2 separate regions of the Homo sapiens genome follow, and region 1 is linked to region 2. A link is a contact called in ENCODE Hi-C or POLR2A ChIA-PET data. All regions are on one chromosome and are shown on one strand. The core of a region is the stretch at or near the end of the contact, and the rest is flanking DNA. Distances in the headings are between cores, read along the strand shown.

Evidence for each region. A loop is a pair of places that touch in the nucleus more often than their neighbours do. ChIA-PET counts read pairs that join two places held with the same protein, here RNA polymerase II (POLR2A). Pooled maps may share reads with other maps.
Region 1: a loop to region 2 is called in a map with no recorded cell type, with 4 times the contacts of the local background. The contact joins the enhancer-like site here to the promoter of LINC01012 in region 2. A Hi-C loop is called at or near these places in 8 of 37 single-sample maps with no recorded cell type and 9 of 50 pooled maps. POLR2A ChIA-PET finds 5 or more read pairs at or near these places in 12 of 52 experiments (CD8-positive, alpha-beta memory T cell, GM10248, HEK293 and 6 more).

What each region holds. Positions count from the first base shown.
Region 1 is chr6:27,736,536-27,743,172 of GRCh38, reverse strand. It overlaps the pseudogene GPR89P. Among named protein-coding and RNA genes, the nearest start is that of TRT-AGT4-1, 13 kb to the right of the region's middle. RefSeq lists enhancers at 4,467-4,806, 4,817-4,936, 4,400-5,599. Within about 2 kb of position 4,697, at least 8 of the 41 ENCODE cell types and tissues checked have a DNase peak (open chromatin) inside an H3K27ac peak, as active enhancers do.
Region 2 is chr6:27,689,948-27,697,084 of GRCh38, reverse strand. LINC01012 (long intergenic non-protein coding RNA 1012) reads right to left here and starts at 3,050. Exons shown (of 4, transcript NR_038294.1): 1 at 2,579-3,050.

The sequences.
Region 1 (6,637 bases), core at 3,448-5,947, 44 kb before region 2:
ATTTGTTTTGATCTTTTGTTTTTTGTTTCTTAGATTTTACTTCACTTTGAAAAATCTACCCGTCTTGGTACATACGCAGCTGCTTCGTTAGTTGTGACTCTGCACAGCATGAAGTTTATACCCACCTGCTCCGATGACAGACAGGCAGGTTGCTTCAACTCTGTTACCGCATATCACTACAATGATTAGTCTCATTTAATCCACTAGAATGATAAACTGAAATGTCACTGAGGGATATTCCTAGAAGTGGGATTGCTGGGTATTAGACAAAAAGCTATGCAAAAATAAAAACTCAATGCCTGCAGAGCAAAATCTAAGAACTATATTTTTTAAGAATAAAATCCTACTTTTATTCCATGTAGAAATTCATACATATAATATTTTTGTCGTGACAAATCGAAACAGAGGAAGGACATGTAACTCACGTTGGTCTGAGGAAACCTCCCAAGGGAAGATTATTCTTGAGGTATATCTAAAATTTGAGTAAACTTGTGGTGAAGAAGAAGGGAAGTTATTTTGAGCAGAGGGAAAATTTAAGTTTAACAAGTTATTTACTGTTAATTAACATTTCTTTTACTTTAATGATCTAGGAAAATTTTCTGCAATATGATAATATTTTGTGGGGCTATCTTCTTCAAAGTTTCAAAGTAAAGTAGAAAAACTTGTTTTATAGAATCTGATGGCAGATTATTCTGCATGTGGGGAAGATCAGTGAATTTCCCAGTAATTCTGTCCCCAGAAAAACCCCAGAACCCCAACTATGCCTGTCCTGCCAATTGACACTCTTAGCTTGTCATCATGTCTTTCTTCCTAGCATTAGTACAGTTTCAAGTATCTTTTGTTTTGTATGAAGCAGGGTTCAGTCTCTGCAGTAGAAGTGTAATTTTTGCCTTGGCCTACAAACTCATCTAGGTCAATCCAAGATGAGAGTTTTTTATTTGTATAGCATGATCTTTCAAGCTTCATGGGTAGAATACCTTACTTTTTCTTTTTTTATTTTTTAATTTTATTTATTTATTTTTTGAGATGGAGTTTCGCTCTTGATAGCCAGGCTGGAAGTTCATTGGTGTGGTCTTGGCTCACTGCAACCTCCGCCTCAAGGGTTCAAGCGTTTCTCCTGCCTCAGCCTCCCAAATACCTGGGATTACAGGTGCCTGCCACCACGCCCAGCTAATTTTTGTGTTTTTAGTAGAGGCACGGTTTCACCATGTTGGCCAGACTGGTCTCGAACTCCTGACTCAGGTGATCCACCGGCCTCGGCCTCCCAAAGTGCTGGGATTACAAGCGTGAGCCACCGCACCCAGCCACTTTTTATTCTTCTACAGTCTTCATGGATTGCCTGATTTTGCGTCATAGTTGTAACAGATAATCTAATATTGTGCAAATGTGATATTGAGTATGGCCAGGATCCTGTTTTATTGTGCTCACCACAAAGAAATAAATCACGCTCAGCCTCCTGCAGAGGGCAATTTGGCAGAATCCATCAACATTTCAAATGCATATATCATATGTCCCTTGATGTGCATTTCACAAGTGTACAAAGGATGCTTGCAGGCATAACGATTATGTTCTAATTATTCACTTGATATTATTTGTAATATAAAGATTAAGAAAAAGCTATTTATCTTAAGTATATAATCAGTTAAATAAATTATGCCATATATACGAAATATAACAGTTTTCATTTATTTATTTAAAAGTGGCACAATCTCGGCTCACAGTAACCTCTGCCTCCCTGTTTCAAGAGATTCTCCTGCCTCAGCCTCCTGAGTAGCTGGGACTACAGGCCACTAAGCCTGACTAATTTTTGTGTTATTAGTAGAGACGGGGTTTTACCATGTTGGCCAGGCTGGTCTCAACCTCCTGACCTCAAGTGATCCGCCCGCCTCGACGTCTCAAAGTGCTGGAATTACAGGCGTGAGCCACTGGGCCTGGCCCCTCCTTATGCTTTTTTTATTTATTTATTTTTTGAGACGAAGTCGCACTCTGTCGCCCAGGCTGGAGTGCAGTGGCGCGATCTCGGCTCACTGCAAGCTCCGCCTCCTGGGTTCACGCCCTTCTCCTGTCTCAGCCTCCTGAGTAGCTGGGACTACAGGCGCCCGCCACCACGCCCGGCTAATTTTTTGTATTTTTTAGTAGAGACGGGGTTTCACAGTGTTAGCCAGGATGGTCTCAATCTCCTGACCTTGTGATCTGCCCGCCTCGGCCTCCCAAAGTGCTGGGATTACAGGCGTGAGCCACCGCGCCCGGCCTCCTTATGCTCTTTTAAATATACAGACTGGGCCAGGGTGGAAGAGAATATGTATTTGTATTAGACTGTATTTGCACTTTTAAAAATCTCTGGAAAGATAGCAGGAAATTCATGACAATGGTAGCCTGTTTAAAATGCTAGGAACTGTACTTTGACATGATAGCACGTAAGAAAAATAAATTAATTAAATTAAAAAGCTGGGAACTGGGTGGATGAGAAAGAGGAAGGTGATATTAGCTGCATTTTTTTTTCTGTACTCAAGATGTTTGAACCAAGTGAATGTGTTACTTATCATAAAAATTAAGCCAGGCAGGGTGGCATGTACCTATAATTCTAGCTACTTGGGAGTCTGAGATAGGAGTGTAGCTTGAGCCTAGGAGTTCGAGACCAGCCTGGGTAACCTAGCGAGACCTTGTCTCAAAAAACTGTTTTCAATTAATAAAATTAAATAATTTAACACATACTGTAAGCATATAGTAAAGTGGCAATAATAGTATCTGGAATGGTGAATGAAGCCAAGTTATTTATTCAAAAAATAATCCAAGAAAAAATTGTAGACATCTAATAAGCAAGGCAGGAAACCACAGGTGTCCTCCCTAAGGGTGTCTGCAGTAGTGACAAGGAGCTACTATTCTCCAACTAGGAAGGAGACTCCACTTGAAAAGCGAGAGAACAATGATTCACAGAATTACTTTGACGTGAAAGAAAGGTAAGGCAAAAAGGGTAGGAGTCTCCCTAATGGCGTCCAAGACTGGCTTTGGACAGCCTATTAAGTGAGACCTGGGAATATTATTTTATTTTTTTATTTTCTTATTTTATTTTATTTTATTTTATTTTTTATTTTATTTTATTTTATTTTGAGACGGAGTCTGGCTCTTGTCCCCTAGGCTGGAGTGCAATGGCACAATCTCGGCTCACTGCAACCTCCACCTCCCGGGTTCAAGCGATTCTCCTGCCTCAGCCTCCCAAGTGCTGGGATTACAGCATGAGCCACCGCACCCAGCCTGTGTCTAATTTTTGTTCAACCCAATGATTCTCCTAAAATTCCCAGGTCTCAGGCCGGGTGCGGTGGCTCACGCCTGTAATCCCAGCACTTTGGAAGTCCGAGGCGGGTGGATCACGCAGTCAGGAGTTCAAGACCAGCCTGGCCAAGATGGTGAAACCCCATCTCTGCTACAAATACAAACATTAGCCGGGCGTGGTGGCAGGCGCCTGTAATCCCAGCTACTCCGGAGGCTGAGACAGGAGAATCGCTTGAGCCCGGGAGGCGGAGGCAGCAGTGAGCCGTGATCGCGCCACTGCACTCCAACCTGGGCAACAAAGAGGGAAACTCTGTCTCAAAAAAAAAAAAAAAAAAAAAAAAAAAAGGAGCTATGTCTATACAGTCCAGCTTCAGTGATCCGGTGCGCAGTGTCTCACGCCTGCAATCCCAGCACTTTAGTTGGTTGAAGCGGATGGATCACTTGAGCCAGGAGTTAGAAGCTAGCCCTGGCAACATAATTAAGACACCGTCTCTACAAAAAAAAATTTAAAAATTAGCCAGCCTTTAGTCGCTTATGCTGAGGAGGGAGGATCACTTTAGCCCAGGAGTTCAAGTGAGCTGATTACGCCCTGCCCTCCAGCCTGGACTACAAAGCAAGACCCTGCCTTCTCGCCGGTGGGTGTGGGGCGAGTCGCAATAGTGGTTCCCTCCGCATAGTGATTGGAAAGGAACTTAGGGTGCTCTTGAGCTGCATGCTGGTAGGCGGGGTTTATTCGGTTTGTGGAGAATCATCCAGATGAATATTTATATGTGAGAGGTTGATTTTTTTTTAAGGAATTGGCTTATGCAACTGTGAACCTGGCTAGTAATTGCTAAATCCATAGGGCAGGCTGTCAGAAAAGGCAAGCCATCGGAAAGGACAGGCTGGAAACAATATAGAAAATCAATGAAACCAAAAGTTGGTTCTTTGAAAAGTTCACCAAAATTGACAAACATTTAGCTAAATGAACCAAGAAAAAAGAAGAGCGGGCCGGGCGCGGTGGCTCATGCCTGTAACTGTAGCACTTTCGGAGGCCGAAGTGGGCAGATCACCTGAGGTCAGGAGTTCGAGACCAGCCTGGCCAACATGGCGAGAGCCCCGTCTCTACTAAAAATACAAAAGTTAGCCTAGCGTTGTGGCGGCGCCTGTAATCCCAGCTACTCAGGAGACTGAGGCAGGAGAATCGTCTGAACCCAGGAGGCGGAGGTTGCAGTGAGCCGAAATGGCACCACCGAAGTCTGGGCAATAGAGTGAGACTCTGTCTCAAAAAACAAACAAACAAATAAACAAGAGAGGAGACGCAGAAGACTAAAATCAGAAATGAAAGTGGAGGCGTCCGCTCCACCTACGCTGAGCCCGAGGCGGGAAGCTCTGGACACAGCCATTGACTGGCTGGCTGGGGCGCAGCTTGATGGCGTCAGGCTGACGAGCCGCAGTCCCTACGGCTGCACCTGGGCGAAGGCCGCCTGTGTGAGAGGCCGGTGGCCCCAGCGTGCCGCGGCCTTGGAAGTGGGAAATGGAGGCAGGAGCCCTCCCTACACTTCACCATAGGCTTCCTGATTGATTCCAGCATCGTGATTACCTCCCAGATACTATTTTTTTTTAATTTGGGTGGCTTTTCTTCATGTGCCAATTGTTTAAGAACTATGAGGTGCGTCAGTATGTTGTACAGGTGATCTTCTCTGTGACGTTTGCATTTTCTTGCACTATGTTTGAGCTCATCATCTTTGAAATCTTTGGAGTATTGAGTAGCAGCTGTCGTTATTTTTACTGGAAATTGAACCTAGGTGTAATTCTGCTGATTCTGGTTTTCATGGTGCGTTTTTAAACTGGCTATTTTATTGTGAGCAACATCCGACTACTTTTGTCTCCTCTGTCTTAGTGCATAAACAACGACTGCTTTTTTCCTGTCTCTTGTGGTTGACCTTTATCTGTTTTTTCTGGAAACTAGGAGATTCCTTTCCCATTCTCAGCCCAAAACATGGGATCTTATCCATAGAACAGCTCATCAGCTGGGTTGGTGTGATTGGAGTTACTCTCATGGCCCTCCTTTCTGGATTTGGTGCCGTCTACTGCACATACACTTTGATGTCTTATTTCCTCAGGAATGTGACTGACACAGATATTCTAGCCCTGGAACAGCGACTGCTCCAAACCATGGATATGATCATAACCACAAAGAAAAGGATGGCAATGGCACAGAGAACGATGTTCCAGAAAGGGGAGGTGCATAACAAACCATCAGGATTCTGGGGAATGATAGAAAGTATTACCACTTACTCAACAGGAAGTGGATGCTTTGGAAGAACTAAGCAGGCAGCTTTTTCTGAAAACAGCTGATCTGTACGCTACCAAGGAGAGAACAGAATACTCCAAAACCTTCAAAAGGAAATATTTCAATTTTCTGGGTTACTTTTTCTCTATTTACTGTGTTTGAAAAATTTTCATGGCACCATCAACATTGCTTTTGATCGAGTTGGGAAAATGGATCCTGTCACAAGAGGCGTTGAGATCACTGTGAATTATCTGGGAATCCAGTGTGATGTGAAATTTTGGTCCCAACACATTTCCTCCATTCTTGTTGGAATAATCATCGCCACATCCATCAGAGGATTGCTCATACCACGTTCTTTTATGCCATCTCTAGCAGTAAGTCCTCCAGTGTCAATGTCCTGCTATTAGCACAGATAATGGGCATGTACTTTGTCTCCTCTGCGCTTCTAATCTGAATGAGTATGCCTCTAGAATATGCACCATAATTACCGAAGTCCTTGGAGAACTGCAGTTCAATTTCTGTTACCATTGGTTTGATGTGATCTTCCTGGTCAGCAGTCTCTCTAGCATAGTGTTTCTCTATTTGGCTCACTAACAGGCACCAGAGAAGCATATGACACCTTGAACTTAGGGCTACTACAGACTGTTAGAGGCCAGTGGTCTCAAAATTTAGATATGAAAGGGGAAAAAAATGGAGGGGACCAGGGTCTAACATTTTATAAACAAACAAAATGCTGTGGTAGCATTTTTTACCTCTAGCATCCTCTTTCCTACTCAGGTGATACTGTGATCACGAGTAGCATCAGCTAGAACATGAGAGAGAGCAGTAACTCAAGGCAATACTCAGCAGAGAGCATCCTATGTGGACCTGAGGCTGGTGCAATGGCGGAGAGGAACCGAAAAACTAAGAGGGAAAAATACACCGGAACTCTGGGGCAAGAGATGTCTATGGTAGCTGGGCCAAACACATAGGATATCCATTTTCAGGTTCACATGGAGGTGGTCATAGCTTTCCCTTGAGATTGACTGTCATGAAAATCAGAGATTGTAATGAAAAGAATAAACAGGAAGAAAAGGAAAGAAGGAAAGA
Region 2 (7,137 bases), core at 1,801-4,300:
GGCGCGATCTCGGCTCACTGCAACCTCCGCCTCCCGGGTTCAAGTGATTCTCCTGACTCAGCCTCCTGAGTACCTGGGATTACAGGTGCAGGCCACCATGCCTGGCTAATTTTTATGTTTTTAGTAGAGACGGGGTTTCACCATGTTAACCAGGATGGTCTCGAACTCCTGACCTCATGATCCGCCCCCACCTTGGCCTCCCAAAGTGCTGGGATTGCAGGCGTGAGCCACCGCCTGAAAGAGGTTTCTTTTAAGAGTCTGTTTTTACCAGCCAATGTCAACTTCCTTCCTCTCATGAACTCTACCCCTTCCTGGCTAGATTCTGATCATCCTGGTGTATTTGTCACAGACCCAAAATACAAATCTCTAGTCAACAGTATAGAGCTCTTCATGGCTTCCAAAACAAGGCATATTTCCTTCCTAGAATGTTCCTTCTCTGGAATCCCCGTGATTCACTCCTCATTCCTTAGTCTTTGCTTAAATAATGGTAAAGTCTTCCGCATTCATCCTATTTAAAACTCAACACCCATTCCTCACTCTACCCTACTCCATATTGCCCTTCTCTGATTTCTTTTTCTCCACAATACCATCACCTGAGAAACTGTATTTTCCTCTAGAATAAACTCCACAAATATGGAGATGCTTGTCTTAAATGAATAAAGCCATGTCTATTCAAAACCAATTAGTCAAAATTAGTATCATATTCTTGGTTACTATTTTTTCATAAACTGTCAATTTGGTGTAACCTGGTTCTCATATCCCATTCCCCTTTTCTAGACATTCCTTTAATCAACATACTACTGAAGCTTTCCTTTTCTTTGTAATAATTTTAAAAACCCAGGTCTTTGTGATTGCAATGCTTGCTAGAGGCATCATGCAGGAAATGGCAGAAAACGGGTCCTCTTATATGCTGAACCAATAGTTCATGGAATGGTTGTGGGGGGGTCACAGATCTTGTAATCTGAAGTGCCCCATTGACTAAAAAGTAAAAAACACATGGCTGGGCGCGGTAGCTCACACCTGTAATCCCAGCACTTTGGAAGGCCGAGGTGGATGGATCACCTGAGGTCAAGAGTTCGAGACCAGTATGGCCAACATGGTGAAACCCCGTCTCTACTTAAAATACAAAAAATTAGCTGGGCGTGGTGGTACACACCTGTAATCCCAGTTACTCAGGAGGCTGAGGCAGGAGAATCGCTTGAACCTGGGAGGCAGAGGTTACGGTGAGCCAAGATCGCGCCATTGTACTCCAGATTGGGAGACAAGAGCGAGACTTCATCTCAAAAAAAAAAAAAAAAAAAAAAAGTATAAAACACAGGCTTTTATGTTATACAGACATGAATGAAAATCCTTGGTTCTGTCACTTACTAGTTGTGGGATGTTGGACTTATTACCAGGTTAAATCCTCTAAGCCTCAGCTTTACTGTGGTTAAATGGATATAAAAATATCCAATCTCTCTAACAGAGTTGTGAGGATTAAATAACAAAATTTGTAAACCTATTTAATAGTACTGGGCATACAACTCCTCAATAAATGTTATTACAATCACTGCGACAGAACAAAGATCACTGGAGGAATATTTCCAAATCGTTAGAGGTTTTAAGATCATCACAACTGTAATCCCAGCACTATGGGAAGCCGAGATGTGTGGATCACTTGAGGTCAGGAGTTCGAGACCAGCCTGGCCAACATGGGGAAACCTCGGCTCTACTAAGTAGCTGGGCGTTGTGGCACACACCTGAAATCCTAACTACTTGGGAGGCTGAGGCAGGAGAATCGCTTGAACCCGGGAAGCAGAGGATGCAGTGAGCCAAGTTGGCACCACTTCACTCCAGCCTGAGTGACAGAGCTAGACACCATCTCAAAAAAGGAGCACCACTGAACTTTGTAACATTAACTGACAGAAAAGACACTAGACACTAGAATTCTATGAGCCCCCAGCAGTGTCAGAAAATCCTCTTACATGTATTTTGTTTTTTGTTGAAGAAAAAAAACTTAAACAGAGAAATATTGCTAGATTTCTTAGATTAGATAAGGATAAAATGAGAACTATCTTATTCTACTCGTTCCTTGTATTATTCAAGATTCAGTACCCTGCTGGTAAGTTTCATTCAGCGAATCCAGCACACATGAATTAAATGCTAGTTAAGGTACAATGTCTCCAACAGGCACGATGTCAGAATAATGGTTTCTGTCCATCAGAACAAAGGATGAGATGCGCCTCTTGGATTTGACTGTAGCCCAATGGTCATCATCGCTGGCTGCACATTAACATTATCCAGGAAATTTTAAAGCTCTATAGGTGATTCTAAGGAAGAGGAGGACTGAGAGGCCGACTGTTAAGATGCACTGCTACTGTCCGATGAGCACACACTCATCCATAACGTTACACATTTCCTATTCACCTGATGCCCAGAATCATCAAACAGTGTATTCAACACAGTCACGCCATTTCTGTTTTCCAGGTGACTATCCTCCACAAGATACTGTTATCCAGAGCAGGTAAACTCCCTAGCATCTGTCGCTCAAGAACTTAAATCCCTCCCTGCACCCAACCCATCAACAGTGACTTATTACCATCCACAAGCCAGGCTGCTTCCCGATGCACCTTTTCTCCTGGGGAGTGCCCAGACGAGCGCCATCTGCTCCTGGGTCAGAGGAGTCCCTGCAGAGTCATCGACTTCCTCATTTCCAAAAGCCCCATAGGTTGCACTGGAGTCCCGAGGCGAAGCGCCGACACTTCATCTGCCCGTCACCTCCCGATTTTTGCAATGTGTTTCTTCTGAACAAGAATGTGTGCCCTGGAAGCCAACTCAAGTCCCAGACCTAGGTTTCTCGACATTTCCCCAAGTCCCACCTGCGTCAGGTTGTAGGCTCCGGGGCCAGTCCCTTTCGATCCGCATCAAAAAACCTGGCGATCCCCTTTGGGCACAAGAGCTCAGGGCGTTGGTCCCCGCGATCGCGGAAGCCCACTTCCAGAAAAACTCGACCACTAACAGTAAGCTTCAGGGGTAGCAAAAAGGGGCAGAAGGGTTTGCATCCCCTGGCGTCATTTCCGGGTCCGCTCTGGAAACCTCGGAGGTTTCCGTGTCTCTGTCGTTTATTCCAACTGTTAATGCTCCATGTGCCTTTGACTCTCCTCACCTTCCCTTCTAAACACACGGGGAAGAAAGGTTCAGGTTTCCCAGAGAAATTGTGGGGAAAAACCTTTAAAGTATATATACAAAGGTAGACAGAATAGTACAGTGCATCCAATGTACCTGACACACCTTCAAGAATTACTAACTCGGCCGGGCGCGGTGGCTCACGCCTGTAATCCCAACACTTTGGGAGGCCGAGACGGGCGGATCACAAGGTCAGGAGTTCGAAACCAACCTGGCCAACATAGTAAAACCTCGTCTGTACTAAAAATACAAAAAACTAGTTGGGCGTGGTGGCGGGCGCCTGTAATCCTAGCTACTCGGGAGACTGAGGCAGGAGAATCGCTTGAACCTTGGAGGCGGAGGTTGCAGCGAGCCGAGATGACACCACTGCACACCAGCCCGCGCGACAGTGCAAGACTCCTCTCAAAAAAAAAAAAAAAAAAAAAAAAAAAAGAAGAAGAAGGCCTGGCGCGGTGGCTCACGCCTGTAATCCCAGCACTTTGGGAGGCCGAGGTGGGCGGATCACCTGAGGTTGGGAGTTTGAGACCAGCCTGACCAAAATGGAGAAACCTTGTTTCTACTAAAAATAAAAAGAATTAGCCGGATGTGGTGGTGCATGCCTGCAATCCCAGCTACTAGGGAGGCTGAGGCAGGAGAATCGCTTAAACCCAGGAGGCGGAGGTTGTGATTAGCCGAGATAGCGCCATTGCACTCCAGCCTGGGCAACAACAGCGAAACTGCGCCTCAAAAAAAAAAAAAAAAGAAAGAAAACAAGATGAAAGAAAAGAAATACCAACTCGTGGCAATTTTATTAATCTATAAACCACTCCTCCCCTTATGTGGTTGGAAGCAAATCTTTTTAATTTTTTTTTTTTTTTGACGGAATCTTGCTCTGTCGCCCAGGCTAGAGTGCAGTGGCGCGACCTCGGCTCACTGCAACCTCCACCTCCCGTGTTCAAGCGATTCTCCTGCCTCAGCCTCCTCAGCCTCCCGAGTAGCTGGGATTACAGGCACCCACCACCGCACCTGGCTAATTTTTGTATTTTTAGTAGAGACGAGGTTTCACCACCTTGGCCAGGCTGGTCTCAAACTCCTGACCTCGTGATCCACCCGCCTCGGCCTCCCAAAGTGCTGGGATTACAGGCATGAGCCACCAAGGCCGGGCCACTCCACTTTTCCTTAAAGCAAAACCTGTCATTCTTCTGTTTCTTACCTCTTAGTTTCTTAGTCCTTTTTTTCCTATTAGCCCTATTTGTATTTATTTGTTATTAATGCACTATGACTAATAAAAACTTGCCTAGGGTCAGAAACTTTGAGCTTTAGCAGAAACAAAAACATACAAACAAAAACTCAGAAAGTTTTTTCAGATAAAGTTTTGTTTTTCAAGTACAATTAAGAGCATGATTCTGCTCAGGCGTGGTGGCTCGCGCCTGTAATCCCAGCACTCTGGGAGGCCGAGGCAGGCAGATCACTTGAGGTCACGACTTCGAGACCAGCCTGGCCAACATGGTGAAACCCCAACTCTACTAAAAATACAAAAACTAGCTGAGTGTGGTAGCGGGTGCCTGTAATCCTAGCTACTGGAGAGGCTGACGCAAGAGAATCTCTTGAACCAAGATAGCGGAGGTTGCGGTGAGCTGAGATCCCACCACTGCACTCCAGCCTGGACAACAGAGCAAGACTCCATCTCAAAAAACAAAAAACAAAAAACAAAAAAAAAAAAGAAAGAAAGAAAAGGGAAAAAAGCATGATTCTGAACAGTTTGGTCATTTTAGAAACTTTTGGGATAAATCTGAATACTCAGAGTTTTCTCTGGCCATAAAATAGAAGATAGGAAAAATGTAAATTTTTATTCATATGGAGAGAAAAGTCACAGTTGTCCCTGTATTATCTTTAAGAAAGCTCCTGTTCTTAATTCTCTAACTAACTGTAATAATATCTCGAAGGACTATCTGTAAAACAAAAGGAAACAACCACCTGTTAAATTCAGAATTCCAAAACATGTAGTTGTATCTCCTGTGTAATATAAACATCCATCTCATGGCCTTGCTTATTAATCATTCTTTAAAAATTATATATAAATTGGTTCTATGACCACTGTAAAAGTACCTGCATTTTGTTTGTTACATAGAAAAGTTTAAGGTTCAATGTAATCTTTAAGGGACCTAAATTGGCATAATAATATTTTCATAATTGGGAGGAGGGGTTATGACTTTCCTTCAATGCATGGGGAAAAACCACTTTGCTGCTTGTGGCAGCAGTATTAACTATAGTTGTAAGATTAGACAGCTTAAGGGTAATACCAACACCAGATGTGGTAGAACAGTGCCAATCACAGAGAAAGAGTCAGAGTACCTCTGTAGTTCCTGTCACGTGAGATGTATTTCTGTCCTAAGCCAATTGGATTATTCTTCCTTTTTCCCATTTTTATTTTTTATTTCGCAGCTGAATGATACATTCTAATGCAACATCCTTAACACTTACCAAGTTCTCAATTAAATCTATTCTGCATGATCCCCTCCTGTCTGGTAAATCTGGTAAATCTTCTCTGAGTCCTTTAGCTTCCTGCTCCCGTATGGATTAGTTGCATTCTAGGTTTCTTGAATAGCTGTCATCCTGTGTTTTTCATTTTTGAGCTCCTAGATCAGATTCATCATTTCCTGAGTTCCATGTCTTTCTCTGTCTTCCCCCCTATTTTCCCTGTAGTATATATATTCAGTTTGCGTCTTAAAATGTAGGTCAGCTTTTTGAGTCATGATAGGTTTATAAATGTCTTTATTCCAACTTCACATTTGATGTTACACATAGCTATAGAATTCTGTATTAAAACATTTTTCCTCCAGATTTTGAGGCATTATTTTGTTTTCTCCTAACATTCATTCGAGGTTGCTGATGAGACGTCTGATGCAGAAAGAGTATCTTTCTCTTGCCCACCACCATTACCTCTGAAAGCTGTTAGAATCTGATGTCGTTTGCTTTCAGTCTTATTCCACCGTGAGCAGGTCTATACAAGTCTACTCCTAAAGGCTGAGGAAGCTGAGAGGCCAAAGAAAGAGGCTGACAAATTCAGTTTCTCAGAAAGAAACATTTAATAACAGAAGCCATGTCTTGAGTGGTAGCAAGACAAGATGATGGATCCCCACATTGTCACCAGCCAAACCCAGGGCTTATGAACCACAGGGAATTTGCCTAAGGGCAGGATTTTTTTTTTTCTTTTCTTTTGAGACGGTCTCCTTCTGTCGCCCAGGCTGGAATGGCCAGATCTTGGCTCACTGCAACCTCTGCCTCCCAGGTCAAGCGATTCTCTTTCCTCAGCCTCTGGAGTAGCTGGGACTATAGGCACGCCCCACCATGCCCAACTAATTTTTGTGTTTTTGGTAGAGATGGCATTTCACCATGTTGGCCAGGCAGGTCTCAAACTCTGGACCTCAAGTAATCTGCCCACCTCGGCCTCCCAAAGTGTTGGGATTATAGGCATGACATACCGCGCCTAGCCTAAGGGCAGGATTTGTGTATGGTAAGTATGTGGTTACAATAACACCAAGGTTGTTTTCACCTAATTGCAGGATTTATTGTACCTCAAAGTAGAAATCTTAGAGGCATTCCCAGAACTGGGGTTAATCAGAAGTCAATATGGTGGGTTACCATCCAAGATGGAGTGGCTTTCAGCTGGGCACAGTTGCAGTTGGCCAAGATCATGCCACTGCACTCCAGCCTGGGCAATAGAGCTACAGTGTCTAAAAAAAATCTATATCTATATCTATATATATATATACACACACACACACACACACATATGCACACACACACATATATACATATATAATATTCATGCACACACATATTTTTGTACTCTAGTTTGTTACTTAACATTATTTCCTTCATATCTTTTCACTAGAGACAGCGGATTGCCACACCGAAGAGTGAGAGATCAATAAATGTTTGTTGAAATTATATATAATTTCCTTTGATTATTGTACAGCTTGGGAGCCC